Linked DNA regions of Homo sapiens: region 2 is linked to region 1. A link is an interaction called in ENCODE POLR2A ChIA-PET data of the cell type or tissue named here. Cell type or tissue: K562. All regions are shown on one strand. Each heading gives the region's core, and the rest is flanking DNA. Links, peaks and the distances in the headings are about the cores only. Region 1 overlaps LRRN2 (leucine rich repeat neuronal 2). Region 2 overlaps BLACAT1 (BLACAT1 overlapping LEMD1 locus).

Region 1 (8,319 bases), core at 62-8,061:
CATCTGGGGCAGGTGGTGGAAGGCGCGGGGGTGGATGAAGGACAGCCGTGGGTTATTGGTGATGTCCAGCTTGGTCAGCTCGGGGAGGTTCACCAGGGCAAACTTGTCGATGGAGACCAGCTCCTCCATGTTGTTCAGTCCCAGCTCCTTAAGGTGCAGCATGTTGGCAAAGTCCCCCGGCCCTACCCGCTGGAGCGGGTTCTTGTTGAGGTCTAGGAACTTGAGCCCGGGCACCTGTTCCAGTGCCCGCCTGGGCACCCGGGCCAGCTGGTTGTCATAGAAGGAGAGGCTCTCCAGGCTTTGCAGCCCCTCCAGGGCATAGTCGGAGATCTCCCGCAGGTTCATGCCTGCTAGCACCAGGCTACGCAGGTTGGCCAGGGGCCGGAAGTTCATGTCCAGGATGGCATCTACCTTGTTGCCGCCAATCATGAGTATCTCCAAGTTGGGCAGCATTTCAAACCAGCGGCTGTCAATGGCCCTCAGGAGGTTGGAGTTGAGGTGCAGCCGCAGCAAGTTGCTGAGGCCAGAAAAGGCCCTGGGGGCGATGCGGTAGAGCTGGTTGTGGTTGAGATAGAGTTCCTGTAGGCTGGCCAGCCCTGCAAAGCTGTGGTCCTCCAGCCGGGTCAGCTGGTTCTCCTCTAGGTGCAGGCTCAGCAGCTGGGGCAGGGCATGGAAATCACAGTCTCGGGCATCCGAAAAGCTGTTCTGGGACAGGTCCAGCTCTGTGAGATTGGCCAGGTAGCCCAGCTCACTCTGGTCCACACGGACAATGCTGTTGCTCTGCAGGAGCAGGGTCTGTGTGCCTGCGGGGAGTGCCGGGGGGACTGCCGTCAGGAATAGGTCATTGCAGTCCACAGTGGTAGCCTCGCGGTAGGACGAGCGGGGCGTATACCAGGGCCGGATCTGGCAGGCACACTGAGGGGGGCAGGGAACATGCCAGGGTACCACGGGCACAGCGGCAGTGGCACCAGCCACCCAAGCTAGCAAGAGTGGGGCCACGAGAAGCCTCATGGTGGAGCTGCAGGGCAGGGGACCATTCACAAGAAGAGTCTGGAGTCCTGCTCTTTGTGTTTTGCAGGGTAAGGGTCAGCAACCCTGCCAGGGCCCAAGGAACCACCCTCCCAGGGCAGTCATTCTACACCGGGCGTCACTTCTTGCCCTCCTCAATATGCCTTCTCTTCCTTGTCCTCTGGGGCTGGGCCTGCTCAGTCATTGCCAGGCCCCATCAGGGGCAGCCCTGGAAGAAGAGGATGCAGAGTTAAGGAGGTTGCAGAGAAGCAGTATCTACCCCTCCTCCCGTGTTTGTTTGTTTGAGACAGAGTCTCATTCTGTCACCCAGGCTGGAGTGCAGCGGTGCACTCAGCTGACTGCATCCTCCGCCTCCTGGATTCAAGCGATTCTCCTGGCTCAGCCACCTGAGTAGCTGGGATTACAGGCACCTGCCACCACTCCTGGCTAATTTTTGTATTTTTAGTAGAGATGGGGGTTTCTCCATGTTGGCCAGGCTGGTCTCGAACTCCTGACCTCAAGTGATCTGCTCACCTCGGTCTCCCAAAATGCTGGGATTACAGGTGTGAGTCACCGTGCCTGGCCCCTCCCATGTTTTTTGACTCAACAAGCCAAAGGAGCTGCAGAGGTAATGGCCAGGCCTGTCCTTAAGGCTTTAGTGTCCTTTTCTATGACCTGCTCACAGAGTGAGTGACTGTGAGTCTTCAGTGAAGGAGAGGAAGGTGTATGTGTGTGTATGTGTGTGTGTACATGCACATGTGTGTTTGGGAGGGAAGGAGAGTGGATGGGCTGAAATTATTGTTATCTTCAGAGTCCTTCTGAGCCCAGAGAGATGTGAGGTAGGTTCTCTAACCTTTCTTACCTCTTTCCTCCCAGCCTCCTTGGCTCACTGGGTAAATGGAAGATAAAATGATAAGTTTCCAGAAGTTCCTCTGGCAGTGTAGGTGGGAGGTGGGTGAGGGTTGGTGGAAATAAGTACAGCTTCTAAAATCTGGGATGGGCTCCCCAGGACCCTAGAGGTGAAAGGCAGCAGACCTGACACATCCAGGCAGGCTGGGGTGTTCTGCTGCCCAGGATCTTCTGGGTGGGGATATTGCTTTGGTGTTTGCCAACTTCCCCACCCTGGAGGCAGGAGTGTTTCTCCTTTCCCAACAGCCTGGCAGTGTTGCCCAGGAGGAGGCAGTGGAGTTAAGAAGCCTGGGTCTGAGCTCCTCAGCTGTGCAGGTAAGACCTTCTGTGACCTGGCCCGGCCCCTTCACCTGGCTTCTCTTGTCACCACCCCACTTACCCGCTGCACACAAACCTTTTGGGTTGAGGTTACCGTGACATGCCACCCCTTCTGATGTCTCCTCCTCATTGTCTTCCAGACAACTCCTACTTGTTCTTCAACGCTCAACTTTAAGTTCAGTCACCACCTGCAGAAGTCTTCTCCAAAACCTCCCCACCTGGCTGACTAAGGGGCTGGCTTTATGCTCTTGCAGTACTCATGCTTCCTACTGTCACAGTTCTGACCACACCGTGGGAAAACGTCTCTAACTAGAGACCTGTCTTGCCTCTTGTGCCTGTAGTACGGGATGGGTGCCCAGTGTGTGTTGATTGTATGAATCAATCTCTGTGACTCCAGAGTTCCTTTCTTCAGGAGATTAGACATCACCCCTGCAATCAACAATGCAAGCCACTGCTGTTTCCTCCATCCTGAGCATGAGGAACCTATCCAGTTTCTCTCTCAGATGCCAGGGCCATGAGGCAAGTCCAGCCTTGGCCTAGAACCAAAGATGGAAACAAAAAGGGGCCAGACTGTGTTGCCTTCTTGAGCCTGGTCTGACTCCTGAGTGGAAGTCTGATTCCAGGTAAGTTTTTAGCTACAAGTGTCAAGGAAATGCACAAACACTTACTGAGCACCTACCATTGCTCAGGACTCTTTGAAGACTCTGAATGTCTTTTTTCATATGACTCTCATAACAGGTACATGAGATAAGCACTAATACCTCCAGTTTGCAGATTAAGAGACTGAGGTCCTGAAGAGGTTAAAGAACTTGGCTCAAGTCACATAGCTGGTGAGCAGCAAGATACAAGAATCAACCCAAGTCCAGGGGGCTGTGTGCCGTTTACACTTCACATCTGTGCTGCCAGGTCTGTCTGATCTGACCCTGCCCTGGGCCTCTGGAGGGTCTGGGATGCACTGAATGCTGCAGCTGCAGGCCCTGTGCCTGTTCTCGTCCCCTGGGGTGATGACTCCTTACCAGGCAGCTGCAGAAAGCTTGGAGCTATGTCTCCTGCCACCATCCAGGCAGGTGCCTCTCAGCGGGCCAGAGGGGCTCTTCACCTCCCTCATCCTGCTTCCAGGATGCTAGGGCTTGGGAGGGGAGCAGCTGGAGGCAGGGTCCCGTTCCCTGAGCAGGAACACAGCAAGCCTATTTACATTTGGCTACTTCCCACTTTCCTCTGCAGCTATTTCTGAAGGTGGGAAAAACAACCGCGACTTCAAAGGCACAGAGGTTTTGATAGGGGTGTGTGTGCACCGACACGTAAAACTCAGTGTGAACAAACACATGTGTACACATGCATGCATGCCTGCATACCTGTGCAAGGGGAACCCAGCTACCCAAGCCAGTGTATGGGGGTCAGGAAGCAGGGAGGGAATTTTGTGGTGGTCTAGGTGGGTGGAAAGGAAGGAGGGAACAAGCTGAGTCTCCGAGAGGTCCCTGTTGTGGAACTGGATCTATGGCCAGTAATCCTGCCACACTTACATACCAGAGACCCCTGACTGCCACCTAGACCTGCTGTGAGAGAGCAGACCTACCGGCAAATAGATCAGGACCCAAATCGCGGCCCTACCACTCACTACCCAAGTACCTGAGGCAAAGCTACTTGACTGCTCTGAGCAACCATTTCCTTCTGTATTACATGAGATTGTCATTGGAGTTAAATGAGTGTGTTGCACACAGAAAGAACTGGACAAATGTTAGCTCTCTTCCAGCTCCAGTCATCCCTCAGGGTCAGGAGGTTCTCCAGCTATAGGACTTCTTAGGGGACAATAGAAGTTGGCTCCTAGGACTCCTAGGGCTCGATAAGTTAGCAAGTGCCATGCTAGTTGGGGAGGCAGGTTCAAAAACACGAAACAACTAGGAGAGCCCAAGACATTTCCCAAGTGGAGAGAAGGGTGAGGGCTGGAGGAGGTGGAGAGGGGTCTTCAGCTGGGCCCCAGCATCTCCCTGACCTTTAGACCCTACCCGAGTCCAGTTTCCCTTCTTCATCAACACTTGGTTCTAAGCGCTGAGTCCGTGCTCAACTGCACTGAGGGGATCAAGGAACCATTTAAAACTTCATTGAAACCCTCCAGGCACTTGCCTTTCCCCTTCACCCCAGACTGCTGCCCCTTCCTTCCCTCCCCTGGTTGGGCTGGGTGGATGAGGCAGAGGTCGTGGCTCCTGGGCCGGGAGCCTGGGGCTGGGCCTCGGGATCCAGAGGCAGTGACTTGATGACTCATGTTCACACTGCACCTCTGACCCCAAGGCTTGGCAAAGGCCCAGACAAGTCCACCCCCTCACTGCTGAGCATGCAGCTCTTTCCAGGATGCAGCTCAGAGCTGCCCTCTCACCTGCCATCACCACCTAAGGCTGCCTTGCACATGGCCCGCTCATGCAGGCTGATTAGCAGTTTCTACCGGGGAGCTGCAGAGAAAGCTAATTGTCTTTCATCTGTAATCTCCAGGGGTGATCAGGAGTTCAGACTGTCACGTGTATACTTTCCCCAATTGGATTCCGAGCTTCTTGAGGCAGGGGCCATATCTTACATGCTTTTTGTGTCCCCAGAGCACCAAGTGTAGGATTGAGCATGTAGCAGGTGCTTGAGAGTTGCTATAGTGAAATGTGTAGAGAACACGCATTGCATTTAATCCCCCCAACAACCCTGTGTGTAGGCAAGAAGGGATTATTTAGCTCCATTTTGCCAGGGAGGCAACTGAGAGTCAGAAACGTTAGGTGATTCATCAGAGGTTGCACAGCTTCTATGCAGTGGGGTCAGGATTCAAACCCAGGGTCTTTGACTCTACATCCTGCCTCACCAGCCCAGCCAATGTGGATCAGCACCTGTTTTACAGGAGCAGAGGGCAAGGCTGCCTCAGTTGCAAATCCCTTCAGAGAAAACCTGAGTCCTCAGCTCCTCCACGCACCTGCCCCCTGCTGGGCCCCTCAGCTCCTGTTCCTTGACTCCTGCCTAGAACAACCCCCCTGGGGGACAGTGTGGGGAAGGACACTGTTCCTGTGTGTGTGTGTGGCTGGGCCTGGAACCACAGGGACAAACAGAGCCAGCTGCTGCACACAGACCTCAGCCTGCCTTCTGAATGGGGGCTGGGGGCTGCTTTTTGCGCAGCCAGTGACTGCTGGCCAGCTGTGGGCTTCAGGGACAGGAGACAAAAGCCCTAGAGCCGTATTCCAAGAAGCAGGGTTGGTTGCCCACTCCAAGGGCAAGTTTCTCTCTTGGAAAGGCTGGTGCTGCAAACCCTGTCAGGTCTATGTTCTCGGGGCTGTTTCTGTGGATTTAGCGGAAACTGTGGAATTAATCCACAATGCCCCTGATTAAACTAAGACCTTTGGCAAAGGTCTGAAGGAAGAGTTTTGGAGACGCTGTCACTACTTTCTCCCTTCCCTGCTTCTCAGGCCCCCGGCCCCAGCACAGCCCTAGTGCTCCTGCCTGGTATTGGTGGATGCAGAGTCTCCTCTCTCCTCTCCTCCTCCCTCCTCTCCCTGGCGGTTCCCCCCCCACCCCCCCCCCCGGGAGCTGAGGGTCCAGAGGGAGGGTGGCAGGTGGTGATCGATTGCCTGGCCTTGGCTGCTTCAGTGCCAGGACACCCTTCTCCCCACAAAGCTGCGGAGAGAGATGGGCGGCATAATTGAGTGTAGCGTTGATAAACTCCGGCCTCCTCACCAGCAGATAAGCGCTGGGTGGGAGGGATGCTGAGGGTGAGGAAGGCCAGTCCTCCATCTGCATACCTGGCCTCCAGCTCCTCCTGGGAGGTAAGCCTGGCCCCTCACTTCCACCTCCCATTTAATCACACACAACCAGAACCTCAGAGCTGGAGGAGACCTCAGCCTCAGCGTTTATCTGCTCTTCCAGAGTCTGAATTCCATAAATAACTTATGTGAAGGAGGAGTGGTGGGGCGTGAGCCTGGCTCTGCTGTTTGCTGTGTGACCTTGGGCAAAGTACTTAACCTTTCGAGCCCCAAATCCCTGAGCTGGGAATGGGGATAATGCCTGCACCCCTTCTGGAATTGCTGGGAGGAGTACGGGATGGAAGGTACATGAAGTGCCTGTTAGTTCCCTCTGTTGCTTCCCAGCATTGCAGCCTCTCCTTTCATCTTACCATACATTGGATTGGAGCAAAAGTAATTGCGGTTTTGGCCATGAATTTTAATACTAATACTAATACCTAATACTTCTCATCTCTCAACTTTTGTAATAAACTTAAAAAATATTGTTGAGGTATAACATATGTACGGGAGAATACATAAATGTCCCTGATCCCAACATGCATAGGTACAAGTACAACCACCACCCAAATCAAGACATAAACATTTCCAGCACTCCAGAAGGTTCCTACGTATGTGCCCCTTCCCAGTCAATATCCAGCCCCCACCTGGAGCTAACCACGGTCCCGACTTCTATCGCCGCCAAGCAGTTTCATCTTGAAAACCCAGAATTCCCCTTCCTTTTCCATGACAAGTTGGGACCAGGGTCTTTGGAATTAGGTTACTCTGGCATTAGGGAACTTTAAATCCACTTCATTCCTCCCCCTACTTCAAAGTGGGCTATAGCGTCTTAGAATCTCATGTTTAACCAGTGATCTCCAGGAAGAGAGGCTGATTCTTCTCTCTCTTTCTAGAGTTCCCGTATCTAAAAATTGCTCTCAGCCTTGGGGCCCAGCTCTGGCCAGCATCCTCATGGCCTGGGCCTGGGAGTGCCATGCTGCCTTGAGGGAGGATGATGTGGGTGACCTCCTGGCCCCCGTGCCCTCTAGGCCTTCTCATCACAGAGTTCTGGAGCACTAGGCAAGAGGATGGATTGGGGGTGGCCAGGAAGGAGGGGCCCAGACCTGCACTCCTAACCATCCATCCCCTGGGTCACTCTACTCGGCAGTCTCAGAGGCTCCTCCCATTCTGCTTGTCCTAAATGCAACATCTCCTCCCACTGCCTGGCTGTGCTGCATTGGTCCCATTGCCATCAGCACCACCGTCCACCAAAGGCTGGAAATGCCCGCCCTCTTCATCTGCCCTCTCCCACCTCACACCCCCTACCAAAATGCTCACACCTACCTTCTCTTTTCACTTCTGGCCTTGTCCTGTACGGTGGCCTCTTTTGGGCTTTCCTGCTCACCTGAGAGAGCCACACTTCCCCTGACTGCCTCTCATTCCCAGACACACCACACCCTGGCTATTTTTCCTTCCACACCTTGGGCCTCTCACTGTGCCTGCCGTGCCCTTTCCCAACTTCAACTATTCAACTCCTCTTCAGCCATGAAAACCCATCCCAAATGCCACCTCCCCTGTGACGCTTTCCCTTAGAGAAGAGTGGTTCCTCCCACAGCTGCCCCCGAGACTCTCTGAACAAACCACAGTGGCAACTTCCTCACTGTTAGGCCATGAGTCTGTCTTCCCAACCAGACTGAGAGCTCCTCGAGGAAAGGATGGTTTGTTACGGATTTTTGTGTCCCTAGAGCCTAGTACCGTGCACTTTCCCTTGCAGGACTGAGGGGTGCTCTGCCGTGAACTGTGAATCACAACCCATTAGTAGGTCATGAAAACAATTTAACGTGGGTCACGATCTACATTAAAAAAATGAATAGAAAATATCATACTGCATTGTATGCGGCCAGACTAAGCATTGTTTTGAGATGCTGCCCCCTATTTTATACACACGCATTTGTGCACTGGGACATGATACAAGGCTTTTTCTTTTTTCTTTTTCTTTTTTTTTTTGCCTAGGGCTGTAGCTATAAAAGCTTGAAAACCATTACTCTGAGAATCTCTCTGTTGGGAAAATGAGTCCCTTCAACTCTAGTTGTTGCCACTGGGATGCTAACAGAAAGCAAAGTCTCAGAGGAAAGATGTGGCATTCCTGAGTGTCTTCCATGTACCAGGACTTCTATTTGCTAGCCACTTTATGTTCCTCATCCCATCCTTCTGTGAGGGACATACTTTTCAGATGAGAAACGTAAGCTCCGCGAAGCTAAGGGGCCGGACTGAGGTCCCACAGCGAGAGTGTGGAGGAGCCAGGATCCGAACCCCATCGCCAGCCCTTGCCAGTTCCATG
Region 2 (8,319 bases), core at 119-8,118, 820 kb after region 1:
TGCAGTGGCATGATCTCTTCCCAGGCTCAAGGGATCCTCCCACCTCAGCCTCCCAAGTAGCTGGGACTACAGGTGAATGCTACCATGCCTGGCTAAGTAAAAAAAAATATATATATATATTATATATATATATATTTAGTAGAGACGAAGTCTGGCTATGTTGCCCAGGCTGGTCTTAACTCCTGAGCTCAAGTGATCCTCCTACCTTGGCCTCACAGGCATGAACCACTGCGCCTGGCTCTTTCTCTTTCTTAAAAGCACCTTTAAGACTATGTGATCACATTGTAGTCCTAAACCACCTTCCCTGTTCCCCACACCCACCCACTCCAGCTGGCTTTATCCCACCATTATTTCTGAGATGGTAAGAGGCATGAGGCCTGGCTTCCTTCAGTTTAGAGATAGCACAACGGAGGCTCACGGAGTTCCAGGAGACCTGGGGTGTCTCCCAAAGCCTCCTTCTTGGCCCCAACACCTCACTTTATGTCCATACTCCTGACTCTTCCCCCCAGTCTCCATTCTCCCTCCTCTCAGCAGATTTGATGGAAACAAATGTTTAGCTTCTGCTGCTGCAGTGTATCACAGTGCAAAATAAACACGGATGCCCCTTCTACCCTGACAACATAATCCATTTACTGCAAAGGGATATAATAAAGTCTGTTTATTACAGCAATTAACAGAGCAGCGTTTGCCGGCATGCTTTTCAGTGGCAACCAGAAAAGTGCTTACTCCAGGTGCATAGATTCGGGAAACCATGCAACTTGAGCCAAAATGAAACCAATTAGAGGCTTAGTAAATGGGTTCCAGCCACCCCAGGAAACTTAACCATCCACGAGTCAGTTCAGCCGAGGAAGAACCTCAGTGCAGGAGTTTAGCATGATATAGATTGCTACTTTACAGAATTAATCCAGACCTGTCGCCAGGGTTGTGGTCTTGAGGACGTGAAATGTATCCGCCCAACACAGCCACCCAGGTGCTGGGTTCAAATCTCGATAAACTACATAGGGGTATATAGGTGGGGAACGTTAGCACCATTGACTCTCAGGGGTCTCTTGCCACTGCCATGGAGGTGGGGACATAAGGAGAGGACTAGAAGCTGGGCCAGAGGGAACAGACAGAGAAAGAACAGAAATCCTTTCATTAGACCCTGTCTTCAAGAGCCTGGATTGAAATGTGGCCATCTTGAGTAGGGGTGAGGAGGAATCTACTTTTCAGCCTGGAGAATATATGCTATTTTGCTTTAGGCAGAAAGACTGGACAAAGACATGAAGCCATTTGTTCCGGTTCTTTGGTGGAGGGACAGAAGAAAGGGAAGTACTGGTTTCAATTCCCCAGTGAATCTGATTGCTAATTAACCAAATTTAATTATCTATCCCCTTTTAGGAGGGCAGGGGTTGGCTTATACCACCAACAGGACATTCTTCAGAATGAAGTTTAATTTTCCCAAGAAGGGAAGTGGCTGCAGTGTCATACCTGTGTAGGAAAAAATCCATCCTGATTGGCAGCTCTTTTCCAGTCTCTCAGGGAGACCATGCAGAGTTTTGATCTAGAAAACATAAACCTGGGTGCCTGAGCCAGGTAGAAAACCAAAGGCTCAAAAGGGCAGAGACAAACCCCTGTTAAACAGTTCCCCCTGGCTGAGGGGTGACCTTAGGGGTTCCCCTTTTCTCCATCACTTTTTCCCATCCTCAGGCCTCTGGGAGAAGATGCTGTGTTAAAGGATGAGGGCAGAAACCAGCCTGGCCTCTCTGGAACAGAGAAAGTTAGAGCTTTGAGCATCATGAACAACGGGATAAAAATAGCAGTGTTGCCATGGCAACAGAGGCTGGGAGAGTCCTGAGGATCTGTCTGGGTCCTGCCATCTCCCCCTCCTGCCTTCCTCCCGCCCCTCAGATGGAACACGGGAATGAGCTGAAGGAGGAGAGACGGCTGCCCCAGAAGGGAAAGAGACAGACCAGCAGCCCACGAGGAAAACCCTTGAACTCCAGACCTGGGGGGTGGTTTCTGTCAGCTCCTGAGCTGCCCAGGTCTGGGAGCTCTTGGCTTTGGCAATTTCTTCCTCAGTATGACGACTTCCTCCAGGGATGCCCTGGGCAGCTACCGCTCACCCTCCTGGTGGATGGTTCTGACCTCCTGGGCTCCTCCGTGAAGAGTCAAGGTTCCTGTTTCTTCTTCATGATCTATAGTTCCTATCCCATGGAAATTTAGAGAAGCGAACCCAGGCGGACTGGCCACAATAACCCCGGCACAGTGGGCACTGACCACTCCAGGGATGGCCTGGGGTCCAGAGGATTCACCCTGACAAGGCAGATACCCTTGTCAGCAATATGGACTTGGGGGGCTGTGTTTGTGTTGGGAGCAGGGTGATGATGGTGACAGCTCTCTCTTGCTCTTGCTTTTGGGTCAGAGAGATAGAACATTCATTCCTTGGGAACAGATTCTGTTTCTTGGTTCTTGTGGTACTGTCAGCTTGATCACCTGCTGGACATAGCAGCCACCTTCAGGAGGAACACCAGACTTCCTGGACCAGCCTGCAAGGAGCCCACTGAACTCAGCAGCCCAGAGATTTTCTTCTCTGGTGAAAGCCCACCTTTGCAGTTGTGAACCAAGTATCTGTCTCCAAAAGTTCCAGCCACATCTGGGCACATCTGATAAGTGTGCCCTTTATAATGCGTGCCTTCCTGTGAGGTAGGGAGGAAATGGGACTCATCGCCACCTGTTATGGAGGAGGCTGGGAGAGAGGAGGCAATTTGCCAAGGTCAGGAGTCAGTCATGGCAGAACACTGGGGGGCTGTGGCTCTCCATCCAGAAACAATCACCAGCACATTCCACCACCAGCACATCTCCAGCCACTGGGCAAAATGCATATTCAGTCTGTAGACAGGACAAACTCCAGCCTGAGGCACTTCCCCTTGCAGAAGGCAAGGAATGAGGTGGGGTGGTTTGATCAGCATGGAGATGAGCACATGAGGAGCTGTGCAAAGGGAAGCCCATGGGTTACATAACTGGAGCAGAGCGCCAGTCCTTGAGATCTCTTCTAGAATCACTTGAGCATCTATCTGCAGGTGGTTGTGGTGGTGGTGGTGGTGATGCTGTGTGTATGTGACAGAGAGAAAGTGAGAACGTACATAAGAGTGGCGCCTGTGATGGCCTAGACAGGACCTGGAGTCAGAGTCTAGGCCAACTGACTTACTCCCCTTGGGCCTGGCTGTAGGAGGGAAGAGAGGCAGAACTGCAAGGAGTCCTGGGCCCTGGCTAGGGGAAGATTCTAGCAGAAGCTCTGGGTGACTTGCCTTTCCCTCTCACTCCCCCTCTCACTTCTCAGAGCCACCATACCACTTCCATCCACCCTCCAGATATGTCTGTTGTCTGCACGGAGTGCATCTGTGAGGGCAGAGGAAACCTGCGACCCTCTGGTTCCACAACCCTATGCCCCACTGAGGCTCAACTTCCCAGACTCACAGAGCCCTGGACTCCAAAGGAGACTTAAGAGGAAATTTATGTAATCCCCTATTTATAGTTGAGGAACCTGAGTCTCAGAAATAAGACATGACTAGTCTAAGGTCACATAGGTCATTAGTTTCCAAGCAGGGCTAGAAGCCAGGAGACCTGGCTCCCAGCTCAGTGCTCCTTGCATCCCACTCTAACACTTCATGTGTATTTCAGTTAGTTAATTATTGCTCTTTTTTTTTCCTAAAAATAACAATCTCCCTATATATTTCTATGAACCCATATGCTACATGCAAAAAGCCCTTCCCTGGGAGCAGAGAAGGAAATGACATTCTGATAAAAAGGTTTCAACCTGAGACAAGAAGCCCCTTGGGTCCTGTGGGCCAGGGTCCTAGGCAACACTCAAGTCACAAGGACCCCAAGCACCCTTCACACTTCTTGATCTTCCATTCAGCAGCCTGAAGCCCAAGAGGGAAAATGGCCATGGGAAGTCCTCGCTTTACAGATGGGGAAAACTGGCCCCCTCACCCATCTGCAAGGAGGAATCAGTGCCACGCAGCAAGAACAAGAGGCCTGATCTCCTCCACAGAATCATCTACCCATGTGCCCCTCCCTCACCCCAAGAGCTCAGGGCCCCCACCTCAAGGTGGAGTCTCTGGGAGAGAACCATGGAGAGAGGATGGGAAGGCAGGGCAGCCAGGCCAACCCTAGAAGGAGCAGAAGCCTGGCCCGAAGTCAGAGGCCCAGGGCGCAGGGTCTGCGAATGCTGGGGCTGCTTTGGCCTTTCCCTATTCCCTGGGCTCATCCAAGGGCCTAGAGGAGGGCACAGGTGTCCAGACTGCTTCCTGAGATGCTAAAAGGAGCAAAGTCCCCATTTTCCTGAGAAGGAAACTGAGGGACAATAGAATGTGGGGTTGGGGTGTGCCTGGCTAGAAGCTGCTACCTCCTGCTCAGACAATTCCAGCTGCAGTGCTGGCCCCAACCTCAGCCCTGGGTGAAGAAGGGGCTGCCGGCTTGGAGGCAGAGGACAACTGGACCTCCACTCAGAACACTTTGACCTTGGGACCCCACCCATGTTCCCAAAGCCAGGGCTCAAGATATCTAGTATCCCTCTGGAGCCAAGGGAGTTCTCCCGGGGGAGGAAGCTCTCTGGATGGGCTCACTGCCAAACCCCTGCAGCTGCAATCCCTGCCAAGGCCTGAGAGGCGCACAAGGGGAAAGCTCTCCTCGGCCACCCGCTCCCCAGGACGTACTTTCTCCACTTTCCTAACCTTTCCTCCTGGTGAGCCTGTGTGGTCAGGACATAACACCCAATATCTCTGAGTCTCCGGGGATACAATTTCATCCTCTGCCACAGAAGTGACTTTTCTAGGATTGCAGCCTCGCAGGTGACCGCTAGGGAAACACATGCCCTCCAGGAGGCTCTCTGGCCTCTGTATCAAGGTAACTTTTTCTGCCCATCTCTTTGCCTCACCCAAGGCCTCTACTATCCAAGAGGACAAAGAACCAGGGAGTTTTTCTTCTGTCCTTTGTGACCCCACTGGCCTTTATTGCTGAATCTTGCTGTTCCCTTGAGGGAAGGACTTCTGTTTATAATTCTTTGGATATAAAAGGAAATAACAGATTGTAGAAGGTGGGGGCTAGGAGGTAGGGGCAAAGGAAGGGGTTGGAGGATGGGAGGAGGAACTCAAGCTGTGCTCAAGCCTCATAAAGACAACCTGAATCCCACCCAATCTGCCCAAAGCCCAGGAAAGGCCCCTGAGTGTGGGCATGAGCTGGGCAGGCAGAGGCTGCCAGCATAGAATGTGCCCTTGCTTCTCCCAGGTTTTGGGCGAACCAGCCGAGGAAGACTTTTGCCCTCCCTAGTTGCCCAGAGAGGCCCACATTCCAAGGAAAGGGGAGCCCTGACTCTCCTATCTTGGGGCCTTGCCCTCTCTACCCAGGTCACCTGTTTACCTGTCAGAAGGGCTATTCTGTCCCTGGGGAGCTAGAGGGGGTCTGACTTTGCTCCTTGGCTGAGCTGCTCCCTGATGAGGGAGAACAGGCTTACAGAATCTGCCTGAAGCATCTCTGCTGCTGGCATTCGTCTCTGCCTGTCTTCTAGCCCCGGAGAACTCCAGGATTAAAGACAAAAGGCTAAGTTATACCAAAATGAAGGGAGAGAGGAAGGAAGGAAGAAGGAAAGAGGGAAGGAAATGCTTTTTTCTTTTGCTTCCTACCTCCTGGAAATGGGCTGGGGGTAAGGGCAGAGGCTGAAGCTGGAAGGTTGGCGGGGGTGGGGGATGAGGGAAAAAGTCGAGGAAGGTCCTAGAGGTCCCCCCACCCTAAGAGTTTCCACTGAAGGCACCACATATGAACGCAGTCCCCTCTATGGCTTCTGAGGAGAGAAGAAAAAGGCAGGGGAGACAGGAGAATCAAGGGAGGGCACGGCTCAGTCCAGGAAAGGGGTCCCTCAGTCTGGCCACGGCAAGACAGTCCCTGAGGAGGGGAGTCAGGGCCTGGGGAACAGGCCTCCCCACATCTGTGATGCTGGCAAGGAGGCACAGGCATCATGAACACGGGTGGGTCAGGGCCGGGGCTGGAGGAAACACTGCTTTCTGGAGAGCAAGAACAGAGGGAGCCACGGAGCCACTGGCCACCTCTGCCTTCCTCCTCACTGGGCTGGCCACCTCAGGCCTGGCCCCACCTGGCCCAGGAGGATGCTGGCAGGGGGCTGGAAAAGGATTCTTGCCCCAGGTCCTGGAATCCCAGGAGAGTCTCACACTTCCGCCCTGGAGGCCTTCTCCAGGGTCAGGGCTGCTGGAAGTTCTCTGCTAGAGCAGCCAGTTTCCCATTTAGCAACAGCTCTCCTAGCCCAAGGCGGCACATGCCTCATGCGGTTACCCTGAGAAGAGTCCCCCGAAGCTCTCAGGGCAGGAAAGAAGTTTCACTCCTTGGCCTCCCTGGGGCTTCTCAGTCTCTGGAAGGCATGCGGCAGGTCCTGGGGTTCCCCCTTGTGTGGCTGGGGCCTCTCTCCAAGGAGGTCTGAGAATTGGAAGCTAATGGGTGTGGGCATGAGGAGGATGAGAGGCACACAGGAGGCTGATGCCCTCGGGTGAGAGTCAGGCTGAGAAGAGCACTGGCTAAATCAAGACTTAAGATACACACACGGCTTCCTGCTCCAAGCCCCAGCCAGAAGCAGGCACCATCAGGCCTGGGACCTGCTGGGGGCTTGATGGAGGGGCCCTGGTTCTGATCACACCGCCGTCTCCCGCTCTCTGTGAACTTCCTCCTTCTTCCTCTTCATTTTGCAGAAGCCGTGGAGACCACAGAAGCAGGCGAAAGTGAACTGGGGCATGCCCTACGCCAGGCTGGGGGAACACTCACCAGAGATCTGCAGGGAAAGGCAGGGGAGGGAGAGGGGGCAGGAGAAAGGCAGGAAGAGAGAAGCAAGCTGGGGTTAATGCTCCCAGAACCCTCTGGGTCTGGCCCAGTCATTGCCACTCCCTGAGGCGGCCCGCTAGGTCTCTCACACCGGCTGGGGGAGGAGTCAAGCCTCTAAACAACAGCTCTTTGAAACCTCAGTGTTTCCTGATCTGTGTGGAGCTGATGTCATTCCTCACATTGGAGACAGGGTGAGTCCAAGGGAGGAAAGAGAATGCCCAGCTGCTGCCTCCTTTTTTCCCCTCCCACCCGCTCTGCCCCACCTCATCACCATATACCTGTGGTTGGGGAACAGGAAGCAAGCTGGCTTAAAATAGCCTCCGGCTTGTGCCACCTTACACCAGGTTCTAGCTGGGGGCTTCCACTCGCTTCTGCAGGTTGCACACACGACAGGCCCTCCTCCATCCAAATGCGGACCCCTTCATCCAGTGTAGCTTTACTTTGACACCTGGGACCGAGTCAGATTCCTCCCTTCCTTAACAACCCCAAGTTGTCTGACACCCTAGGAAAGCCTATAGGGAGCAATTATACCCTTCCTTTGACTGCTCAGGGCAATGCAAATCCCATCCTCACCATGCAGAGAAGAGACAGCAAAGAGGGTTCTTTTAGCCAACAGGCTCTTTTATTTAGCACCTATGCTGGGCAAAGGGTTGAGAGGTAGATACAAAAGGGTAAAGACATGGTTTCTTCCCTGGCACATAAGTCTGAGGTAGAGGCTGAGGCTGGATCTGCCCCAGCTGGACACGCTGTCCCCCACCTCTGGCTGACCCGGCCCTCAGCAGGAGCCAGGGGCCGCTCTGGTATCTGTTGCAGTCTGGCTGGGGAAGAGAGGGAGCTTCAGGAGCTCAGCTTCAGTCTGCAAGAGTATCCCTTTCTCCAAAGGCTCATTTAGGTTTCCCTAGCCTTAACCACCTGCAGATTTTTCCAGTTCACCTCTCTGCCCTTCCTCTGCCCCTGGGCCTATGGAAAGGGAGCAGAAGTGCACTCAAGCCACTCAAGCGGAGAAGCTGAGAACAAAGGAAGGAAAGCGCCCTGCGTGGAGGTCAGGCCGGGGCCTGGTCTGAATCACTCCTCTCTCCAGGAAGAACATGGGGGCAAGCAGGTGAGTGAAGCCCAAGTGCTGCGGGGAAGGAGGGAGGCACAGGGCTATGCGGAAGGGGTTTGGAATAGGGAAGCATGAGGCGCCTCCCTTCTCCAGCCCCTCAAGCAATAGAGATTGCATAGGATGTCCTGGGTTACCCCAGCAAGGCACATGTGCAAAGTGGTTTCACTGCCTTTGAGGAATGTGGCATGGCCCAGATGGTGGCTCTCTGGACAGTTCCACTGGTCTGGACAACCTTGCCCTTTTGGAAAAACTTCCTTCGTGTTTCTCCAGACAGAGCCAAGGCCCACACCAAGCACAGTGCCCGGTGGATCCAAGTCCTGTCAAGATTCTCCCCTCCCTCAGCC

The links. Peaks named below come from ENCODE experiments on the same cell type or tissue, not always from the same donor. Only the 100,000 strongest peaks of a DNase experiment are listed, where the experiment ranks them.
Region 2: POLR2A ChIA-PET joins it to region 1 with 5 read pairs; 1 of 35 experiments calls an interaction of 5 or more read pairs at or near these places.

The regions. Positions count from the first base shown.
Region 1 is chr1:204,618,982-204,627,300 of GRCh38, forward strand. LRRN2 (leucine rich repeat neuronal 2) reads right to left here. Exons shown (of 2, transcript NM_201630.2): 2 at 1-1,237. The coding sequence starts at 1,011. LRRN2-AS1 (LRRN2 antisense RNA 1) reads left to right here. Exons shown (of 13, transcript XR_007066814.1): 9 at 1-2,232; 10 at 2,376-2,858; 11 at 2,974-3,141; 12 at 7,992-8,319. Among named protein-coding and RNA genes, the nearest start is that of LRRN2-AS1, 59 kb to the left of the region's middle. RefSeq lists enhancers at 1-577, 578-1,436. In K562, for the core only: CTCF peaks have their summits at 1,021 and 5,211 (motif pointing left); DNase peaks (open chromatin) are centred at 4,500, 5,230 and 6,030; H3K27me3 peaks cover 1,179 bases.
Region 2 is chr1:205,434,243-205,442,561 of GRCh38, forward strand. It overlaps BLACAT1 (BLACAT1 overlapping LEMD1 locus), which reads right to left. Exons shown (of 2, transcript NM_001397426.2): 2 at 644-6,820. The coding sequence starts at 6,784. The coding sequence ends at 6,683. It also overlaps a transcript of LEMD1 not described here. Among named protein-coding and RNA genes, the nearest start is that of MIR135B, 10 kb to the right of the region's middle. RefSeq lists enhancers at 3,833-4,414, 5,577-6,156, 6,157-6,738, 7,140-7,259. In K562, for the core only: CTCF peaks have their summits at 4,662 and 7,011; DNase peaks (open chromatin) are centred at 4,639 and 6,939; H3K4me3 peaks cover 234 bases; H3K27me3 peaks cover 2,180 bases.